Regions from separate parts of the Homo sapiens genome. Here regions 1 and 2 are each linked to region 3. The links are chromatin contacts, found by Hi-C or POLR2A ChIA-PET in ENCODE. All regions are on one chromosome and are shown on one strand. Each heading gives the region's core, a stretch centred on a gene start or an enhancer-like site at or near the end of the contact. The rest is flanking DNA. Distances are from core to core; before and after follow the strand shown.

What was found. A loop is a pair of places that touch in the nucleus more often than their neighbours do. ChIA-PET counts read pairs that join two places held with the same protein, here RNA polymerase II (POLR2A). Pooled maps may share reads with other maps.
Region 1: a map of natural killer cell shows a loop between it and region 3 (10-fold over the local background). The contact joins the promoter of EPS8 here to the enhancer-like site in region 3. A Hi-C loop is called at or near these places in 5 of 168 maps with a recorded cell type or tissue (CD4-positive, alpha-beta memory T cell, CD8-positive, alpha-beta T cell, endothelial cell of umbilical vein and 2 more) and 15 of 50 pooled maps. POLR2A ChIA-PET finds 5 or more read pairs at or near these places in 1 of 52 experiments (HepG2).
Region 2: a map of naive thymus-derived CD4-positive, alpha-beta T cell shows a loop between it and region 3 (2.9-fold over the local background). The contact joins two enhancer-like sites. A Hi-C loop is called at or near these places in 2 of 168 maps with a recorded cell type or tissue (both naive thymus-derived CD4-positive, alpha-beta T cell) and 8 of 50 pooled maps. POLR2A ChIA-PET finds 5 or more read pairs at or near these places in 1 of 52 experiments (T-cell).

The regions. Positions count from the first base shown.
Region 1 is chr12:15,787,544-15,790,661 of GRCh38, forward strand. It overlaps EPS8 (EGFR pathway substrate 8, signaling adaptor), which reads right to left and starts at 1,845. Exons shown (of 21, transcript NM_004447.6): 1 at 1,618-1,845. RefSeq lists silencers at 913-992, 1,323-1,442, 1,703-2,052.
Region 2 is chr12:15,562,276-15,565,290 of GRCh38, forward strand. The region is part of intron 17 of PTPRO (protein tyrosine phosphatase receptor type O); the gene reads left to right. Among named protein-coding and RNA genes, the nearest start is that of EPS8, 230 kb to the right of the region's middle. Within about 2 kb of position 1,601, at least 7 of the 41 ENCODE cell types and tissues checked have a DNase peak (open chromatin) inside an H3K27ac peak, as active enhancers do.
Region 3 is chr12:14,255,679-14,259,156 of GRCh38, forward strand. No RefSeq gene overlaps it. Among named protein-coding and RNA genes, the nearest start is that of ATF7IP, 110 kb to the right of the region's middle. RefSeq lists a cis regulatory region at 1,792-2,721. Within about 2 kb of position 2,178, at least 40 of the 41 ENCODE cell types and tissues checked have a DNase peak (open chromatin) inside an H3K27ac peak, as active enhancers do; they include CD8-positive, alpha-beta T cell, endothelial cell of umbilical vein and natural killer cell, where a contact is called at or near this core.

The DNA of each region.
Region 1 (3,118 bases), core at 595-3,094, 1.5 Mb after region 3:
TAATATTCAATGACATTGGGAAGTGAAAAAAATTACAAAGAGAATGCACCAAGTCTTGTAAACAGCGGTTATCTCAGAATAGTAGAATTAAAAGCAAATTATATTTTCCTTCTTTTTTTTCTGCTATAAAGTGAATGACTTGTGGTGCAATCTTACAAAGTCTCAATCTGTGTATTCTGCAATAAAGGCATTATATTATCACTATTGCATTTGTGATACATTCTACCTTACCCTTTATGTGACAATTCTATACTGTTTTAACTGTCAAATTGTAAGTAAAAGTGTGAATTCGTGACCAAAAATTTTCCACACCAGCAACTTAAGAACTACAGCAATATGTTTAGAAAACTGCGATCCCAAACAAAAAATCTATACTAGGTGAGACAGGATGACATTGACTTTAATTCCAATAGACTCACTACCACATGACGTCCATTACTAGTGCTCACTTTCCAGAACCCAAGGAGCTGTGGAAGAATGGAGTCCTTTCAATGAAAATAAACTAGAGGCAATACACAACACAGTTACTTTGAGGGGCTTTTTCAATATAAAGAAGATTGCCCGGAATCCTAACTCTCCTATTTCCCAAAAATGACAAAGCCAAAAAGTCACACTCTTCACACATCTGAAATCAAGTTTTACCTGAACTCATCCTAACATATTAGCTCTTTTACCTATTCCCCTTACTATCTAAGGCAAGAAACCTTGAAAAGAGAAGCAGTAACACATTTCACTGAAACATATTTTGTAAAGGAGGATTCTAATTCCTAATCCTTCACCGCTCTAGATGTCTGCGGATTTCAAATCCTAACCACGGCGTCCTGCCCCCCGCGAGATTCCAACAGTACTACGGGCCCTATGGGAGGAGGAGGATTTGAGAAACACTGCCGGAGAACGGTCGGTGCAAAGATTTTGCAAACAGGTAGTCCTAGGAAGGAAAGTAAGAGTGAGAACATCGGAGAGGGCAGGGAGTACATGGGTGGGGAAACCCCTTTCAAATGCATGAACTGACCACAACCGGAGAAAGGCCGTCTGTCTTCCCAAAAGTAAAATGGTGAGTAAAGTGGAGCAAGCTAAGAAAGTCAACAGCCATTAGGCATTGACAACGATTCCGAAACAATTAGCTATGTTAATTCGAGGGGGTAAACGGGGGTGGGACCCTGCCCTAAAGGGTCATTTTGAAAAGAACCCCTCCCCATTTGAGGCGGGTTGGCAGAGCAGCGCACAAATCCCAAGTCTAACGTAATAAGCCGAGATCGGGATACTCGGTCTGCAGTCGCCCCACGGACCAGATGAGCGCAGGTGTATCTGCGGAAGCTCAGGTTACCATGAATATCACTGGGCCACGGCGAACCCTCCCTGCCCAGCCTCCCGGAGCCCTGGGCGCGGGTCTGCACGGGCCCCACAGCTTGCCCGGACCCGGCGAGCGGACGCCTCCGGCCGCAGCGCCCTACCGCACCTGGCTGCCAACACCAGTTGAAAGCAGTCAAAGTGAAGGGAGGCGGACGCGGCTCCTGGCACCGCTCCGATTCCAGCACACAAAGGCGGATTTTTAAAATCGAGAAAGTCAAAGCCGCCGGACCCCGGGACCGGCGCCTTTCGCCAAGGGGCTCTTACCTCGGATCCGCCCTCGGGGCCACGGCTTTCCCCGGAGACGCCGCGAGCCCAGACGAGGTGGGAGGGGACCGGGAGAAAGCCCCCCAATCTGATTCGCGCCCAGCCAGTCGTCCGCGAGCCGCGGAGCCGCCTTCTGCACCCAGCTAAAGAGCAGCGATCTCCGAGGCGAGCACAGCGCCGGCCTCGCGCCGGGCGAGACCGCCTCGCTAGCTGCTGCCTGTGAAGTCTGGAGCCGCCCGCCCGCTCGCAGCCAGTGCCAACCGCGCGCCGCGCATGCCCAGTGCCCGCGCGAGGAACGAGCGAGCGGGCGGGCGGGCGAGTGCGCGCCCCGCAGCCAGGAGCGAAATCCGCTATCCGGGTCTTGCCGGCAGCCGAGCCGCAGAGTTCTGGTCGACTCCAGCGCTTGAGGCGAAGTGGCCGGTGAGGCCGGGTGGGCGGGAGAGGGACCGGAGGAAAGGAGACGGGGCGCTGCGCCAAGTTATCAAGGCCGCGATCAAAGTCGGACCAAGGCAGCGAGTCGACAGCAGGTTTCCAGAAGTGCCCTAACAGGACTGACTAGCAGCCAGGAGGCGCAGGAAGGGGCAAAGAGCGTGTGGAGAGCTTCGCCCCCGGCGAGGATGGACGCCCCGGGCGGAGGGAGCGCTCGGGTTGCAACACCCAGTCTGGCTGCACAGCTCGTAACCCCTGCCCTTTGGCGGCAAACAAGACGCATCTAATGACCAGCCAGCCTTCGTCTTCCTCCTCTGATCATCGGACCTATTTTCCCCCTTTTGTCGCTCTCCTCTTTTTTTGTCTCTCCAACCCATGCGGTAAACTGGTGGTGCCCAAGGCCCTCCATCGGGTCCCTGAGAGTCTCCCAACTGCCGGTCCTTAGCGCCAGCCTGCAAGCCCAGACCCGCCTCGCCAGGCTGCCTGTGAGCCTATTTTTCATGTAGCTCTTGCCAAAAGCCCTGATGTGGTTTGAAGTAGTGGAGGCTTCTTTCACTTTGTGCCTCTCGTACCTTAACCAACCCTCATAACCTCCTCTCTGAGTAGCTCATGGAGCCTCTAAAAGAGAAGTCCATGTTCTCATAGACATTGTGTTTTCTCACTCTTAAAACTCCTCATTGTCATAGCTACTCCCCCAATCCCCCCATGCTGTCCTAACTTCGAAGTCAGTTGACTTCCAGAAGTCCACGAAAGCCTATAAATTAAACTTGGTTAAAAGAGATTGGACTTGCTTGCTTTGTGAAGCAAATAAAAGCACAGTCAGGGAGAAACGACGTAACATGCCAAGGTGGACATTCAAACCATTCTAAAAGTTGGAATCGATATAACGGCTAAGTCCAGTCCCCTATTTTAAGTGGGAATACTCTCTCCAATATTTCCACCAGACCACTATCCACTTGAACATTTCCAATGTTGTAAATTTCTATTTTTATCATTACATATAACCATGATTATTTGTTGAATATTTACCTATGCCAGGAACTGAGCAACTTACACACATTATTCCTAGTCC
Region 2 (3,015 bases), core at 351-2,850, 1.3 Mb after region 3:
GCTTCATCTAATAACTTGTGGTTATTTTCCCCTGCTTTCATTGGCTAAAGAGTCATTTTTAATCCTCCTAATGATGTGTTTGTCTTCATATTTCACCTACCCTGTGAACAACAGCTGCAAATAACAAGAGCCATCTCCCCAGACGCACACTGCCTAACACACTGTCCAACTTCCTTTCTAAACTGTCGGTTTCTTGGAAATATATGTTCCTGTTGATTTTCTAAAACCCATCTGATGCCACTAGTGGTTTGTGTGGAAATCAAAAAACTCTTTCTCTCTCTCATAGTGTTGCTCGAATCTCTTCCTGGGGTGGTAGCAGAATCAGTGTGGAGCACCAGTACCCAGTTAGGTTGGTCTCAGGATTGTGTTCTGCAAGGATTTCTGACTTTCAGAACTTAAGAGTATGTTTCCTATTGAAAGAAATCATCTAAGTTGAACTAGCTATATCTAGATTCAGTGTTAAATCTTTTTTTTTTTTTTTACTGCCATAATGACCCTCATGCTGTACTCAGGTATTTATCTGCTTGTTCTCAATCCTAGGCAGTTGGCATTTTAAGCAAGAAGTGGCATTTAGTTGAAAATGCTCAGCTTTACTCCTGATGATTGCACATTCTATTTGAAGAATGATATAATATACTAAAGTCCTTTTTAAGGTTTGGGGATGGTTTCTGCTTAGCTCATCAAAGAGTAAGCAGCACTTACAAAATTGGAGACTTTTAGAGTTTTGTTTTGTCTTGTTTTAACTATTATAAATCTCATGTCCTTGCTATTGCTTTTTCGGAATGAATTGCAGTATGGATGGCTTTCCAAGACTGTCATAACCATGGCTAATTTATGCAGAATGTATCTTAACTTTTTGAAGTCATTAGGATTTTGAACCTTACCTAATATAAGTGAAAGAGAAAAAACTAAAAGTGCACAATCCTCTATGCATATATGCTGTAGGTATGTCTGATGGGGGTTATTTATTGATTTGGAAAATCTTTTGCAATGAAAAGGCGAACCCTACATGTCACACAAAATCGTCACTGTAACATGTGCACATATTGGCTCTTTCCAGAATGTGCTTAAGTTAAAATTGCTAGCAAAGCCTTAATTTGCGTGAATTTTCCCCTGGTTTTAGTCTCGGAATTAGCACAGCAATTGAAAATGTAGGAACATTTTATCAGTGTTGCTGTGGAGTTTCATAATTCAATCCTGTCATGTTCCACAGCCTTAGGATACAGAAACTCCTTGGAATCAGCAAGATCTAAATAGAACAATGAAAATTGTATACAAATCATGATTACTTATGCCAATAAGTATATGATAATATGTCATACAAAACATGTAGTGGAATTATACGTTATATTGAAAGTTCATTCAATAATGAATGAGATTGAAAGAAAAAAAATGTGTCTCTCCTCCATGAATCAAGTTTCTACGCAGCTGCCGAGTAGTAGCAGCTTAATATTTCAGCACTGAATTTATTCAGTGTTACCCTCTTACATACATTTGTTACTTCCTAGTTTCTTTTAAAGCCTGTTTGGATAGGAAAGTATTTTTTTGTTCACTCCTGATCACAAAATGTGTTGGCAGCCTCCTGACTTTACCAGAGCTGTTAGTCATCTCCGCTGACATTCTGCTTTCCGAAAGCACTGAAGTAATTGGCTCTTACTACAGGAAGTAAATGTGGAACTCCTAAAACTAACTAAATTACCATCACGGGGCTGAATAAAAAACATGATCAATAAATATTCCTTTAGGTTCCCAAATGCCTATAAGATACAGCTATGTCCAACATGATAGTGTTTTTTGAGGGGATCAGGGAGAGGCAAAGTAAAAACTGGACTGATTTTTCCCTCTAAATCTCAAGTGTGGAAGACAAAGAGGATGAGGGAGAAAAAATAGAACAAGAACCATTGAATGGATTGTTTTCACTTAGAAGTGGGAAGAAATTAAAACTACCTGAAAACCACAAACACCACTTGCCTTCGTGGACGTGTTCCTACATTTCTTGACCTGCATTATTTTCTCTTCATCCACAAGTCCCATCTTTTCAATCAGAACATCACAAGCCCAAGTCTAGTATTCAATTGTTAAAGGAATCATTAGGTGAAATTCAGAGGGTAACATGGCAGAGATTATTTTGTTTCAGTTCAACTGAATAAGCATTTATTGACCACCCACTAGGTGTTTCATTAACTATGCTCAGCCCTGGGGGGAAGCTATAGTGAGTGTAGCAAGGTGTGTACCTGCAACTAACAATCACACAATGTGAGAAACTCTCCGTTTGCAAAGTGCTGTGAAAGCACAAAGTACTGCTTCGTCCTGCTAAAAGCTTTCAGGAAGTGGAGATATCCAAACATTCATAATTTTAAATATAAATAAATATTTGGACACATTAAAGTACTAAGATTACAACTGGTTATTTACTATAGACTGTTTATTTTCTGAAAAGTTGGGTGCTTCTATCAAAATTATGTAAAGACCTCTGAAAATTACTTGCAAAAAAGTTTGCTGTAACATCACTTGTACAGTCAATCATGTTTCTGTATTTACTATTTATAGACAACAATAAGAATACAATCACAAAGTGCTTCAATAGATACTGTTAGCCTTAGCTAACTTAGGTAAGTTATCTTACTTGGTTGGGTGAAAATCATTACCTTAATTATCTCCTAAACAAATGTAACTAACTAAAGCATGCATTAGCATTTCCTGTGTTTGAGCTTATAGACTAGTAATGATGAAGAGCAAGCAGGTAATAGGTCCAGTTCTTCAGATAGCTTAAAAATTAGTTCAAGATGGAATAAAAACAACGCCATAGTAGAATTATACAAGGTACATGTCCACACTGACAGCACACATTCACATCCCCAGAGAAAAATGTCAGAAAATGTTATTTTAGTCTTTAATTAAGAAAACAACATTCCACCGTCTCTTTATTAGTTCTCCATTTATTCCCCCATTCTTCCTTCCTGCCTGTAGAAATTGGAGTGTTCAGGTGGTAGATAGATACTTCTATATATTTAC
Region 3 (3,478 bases), core at 928-3,427:
TAATTAATCTGTTCAACAAATATTTGCTCCTTGCTAACATTTTGCCAGGTCCTATGCTTGTTATACAGTTTTGATCAGACAGACACGGCCCAAGGGTACTTAGAAAGCTAGTTGCGGGTGAAGGGGGAGAGCCAATGTACAAGAAAACAAATATATATAATTGTAAGTTACAGTGGTGCTACAACAGAAAAAAAGAGGTTGCCATGTAAGATGATAAGAAGGTATAAGGAATTTACTTTGGACCAAGCATTCAGGAAGGCCTCTGAGGAAGGCAAAGCTTGACCAGAGGGTAGGAGGAACTCAGAGGACAGTGAAAGGAGAGAGGAATAAGGGGTGGGGGGGGAGGGTGGAGATTTCAAGGTGGAGTGAAAAATGCAAAGATCCTAAAATAAAAGCATCTCTAAGAATCAGAGGGCCAGTTTGGATGGCTTGACCTCTACCCTTCTTGAATCCCCTTTGATACTGAACATTTTGGAAAATCCCGTGTAGCATATACTGTGTGCCTTCCCACAATAACTGATGACTCTTAAATCTCACAAAAACAAATTCAACTGATGAATTCACGTCCTTTTAACATACATTTTGAAGATTATCTTAGCCCAAACCGGCACCCACATCCTTCTGAGCGTACTGACTCACTAGACAAAGCCAACCCCTCCCCTCCTGTGTACAAAAATAGCTTTTCCATATCTACTGTTGTAATTGTTTTTTTTCCAGGGCTTTATGCTCTACTGAAACTAAACACTTAAATGAGCAATTTCACTCTGGTTTTAAGCCCAGGGGAAATGACAACGGTTTTGTCTCTGTTTTGAGACTTAGGGGCAAATTTTAAATCGTTAATATATAATTAATCCTATGTAACATCATAGAAACAAAACATCTGATTCTTCTTTCAGTATATTGCACACGTAAAATGCACATGAAACCAGGTTTGGAGAGTGATTCTTAGTAACGTAGCCTTGCATTTGTGCTTCGACATAAAATTGAGACATTCTCAAGAGGCCTTGGGACATGGTGACATGTTGCGCAGTTTGGCCAGCAGAGGGAGACCAGAGAGTCGTGAAGCACGCAACGAAGCCACACCCAGATTAGGGTTATTATCTGTCTCTTCTCTGAATTTTCAAAAAACACAAAAAGAAAATGAGAAATTCTTAAAACAAAGCCCCTTTTTTATTGAAGCAAAATCCACATAACATAAAACTAGCCCTTCTAAAGTGTGCAATTAAGTGGCATCTACCTCATTCACAGTGTTATGGAACCGTCACCTCTATCTAGTTCCAAAACATAAGAAATGTTTAAATTTTCTATAAAGGGAACTTGCAAAAACCCAGGCGTGTCCTATCCTCCTTATTTCGTCACATTCCCAGTTTTGTGTCCACCGGTATTCTGTCAGGAATGGTCCCCACGTGTTCCCCCAACAGCCTTCGTCACTGTACAATTCATAGAATCGGATTCAGGGTTACAATTACAGGTTCGAAAACCAAAAACATCCCAGTTCTTTAGTTCTTCCTCTAGGAATTGCACAGTTGCAATAGACAAGCCAGTATAGGTGACTGTTTTAAAAATTCTACACATACTATGTCATTTATCAGCAAAGAAATGAATAAATTGTTTTAATTTAAATATGGTTACAAAACGGAAATGAACAATGTACTGCACCAAAGCCCTTCAGTCTTTGATGGGAAATTTAAAGTTATTCCCATCCAGAGTGAAAATTAAAGTTATTTCTAGGTTAGGATGCGAGCCAAGATTTTAAGGGCACCATGTCAACTGGTTAGATAACAACTTTGAGGAAAGCAGAACTTAATGTAATAAAAGCAGAAGGTTTACAATCTAAATCCACTTTTTTATTAAAGAATTTAATCTGCTTTATGGGGTCTTGGCCCAGGGAAGGGTAAAAAAAAAATGCCAAACTGGAGAGGCCGGGGGAGGGGAATGGCTGTAGATGACTCTGGGAAAACAGGAGGGAGGGAAACTGAAGCGCGAATGAGGCCGGATCCGCCCTAACAAAGAGGCAGAAACTGTGTCTCAACAGCCACCAAATCCAGTTCAGGGCGGTTTGAGCCAGTTTCTGAGCTGGATTGAGAACAACAGCCTCGGCAGAGACTTCACTAGGGTGAAAGAGAAAATCCAGCATGGACTTCGCAGAAAGAACTGGATTTGGCCTGGACTCGCTGGAGCCTAAAGCTGCTGCCAGTAGTGGCAAAGTCAGATGAAATATAAGGCCTGGAGCGTGGACAGTGGCCTCTTCCAGAAAGAGAAATCACACAGCACTGTCTCTGTGCCATAATCCAGTCCGCATTTTCTGTCTTGCTGCTCCTAATTGTGGCTGGTAAGGGAAAAAGGGCCTCAGGGTATCAGTTTTCAGAGAAAGCTGTCTGCAATGTTGGGGGAGGGGAGGATTATGTGTCTCCTGTAGTTTCATGTGTGTGCCTGGTGGTGGGGGGGGGAATGTGCGAGAGGGTCTGAAGGAGAGGGAACAGCACTTCACACCCTGCAGTTCACACCACCTTTCCAACAGCTTTGCTGTATTGCACAACCTCAAAATACACTGAACATAGGCGTTGTGGGAGCGCCCCACATACAAGTGGCACTTGTACAAGTCATTATCGGACCTCCTTCAGCCCTATGCATGAAATGGCAGTACCCATACCCAATACTGTCAACATTCTCTTTTCATCTGCGTCCAGAAATACATACAAGCCGTACATGCCTTTCTCAACTAAGAGACACAGCAGTATTAGGTAACAATGGAATGATAATCCTGTCCTCCGCTCCCCTCCCCCAAGTGCCAGAACCTCCTAAGATCTGATCAGTCCCACCCTGAAATGGCTCCTCTAACACTGTCTAGTAGACTGAACTGTGGTCTGCAGCTGTGGAGGCTGTGCACTGCCTGTGGCCAAGTTTGGCTCAGAACCTTCCCGAACCAGTACAGCCCTTCCCCACCAAAAATTCCTAGGAGTTGTACACAAAGTCCAGGTCGGCCTGGTGGGACACTGTGTGTGTGTGTAAATTCCCTCTCCCCTAAGTGTCCAAAGATGTTTAGAATCTTCCAGAGGCACTAAATGCCTCCAGACCCAGGGCTTCTCTGACTGAAGTCAGCCCTGGTGCGAGCTGGGGGGCAGGGCATGGAGCTTACGACTCTCCCATGCACAGGCTCAATTATAAGCAGGGCTGTAGGTTTCAGAAATATTCCTAAGAGACTGGGGAAGGGAAAAGGAAGAAGATCAGCTGAAAGATGTGAAAATGCTATTTTATTCCTTTTACCATGGATACATAGATGGAAAATTGGAACACAATCCACTCTACATTATTAATGTGCGAAAATCAAACACACGAAACATGTTGCTGACATTTTCTATTTAATGTTTATTACACAAATAAGTAACTCATGAAGCTCTTCTACGTCCATTTCATTAACTATTAGATCTGGACTGCTGGGGATTCTGATAGGTCTTTTCTTTCTTTAGGATTTGTT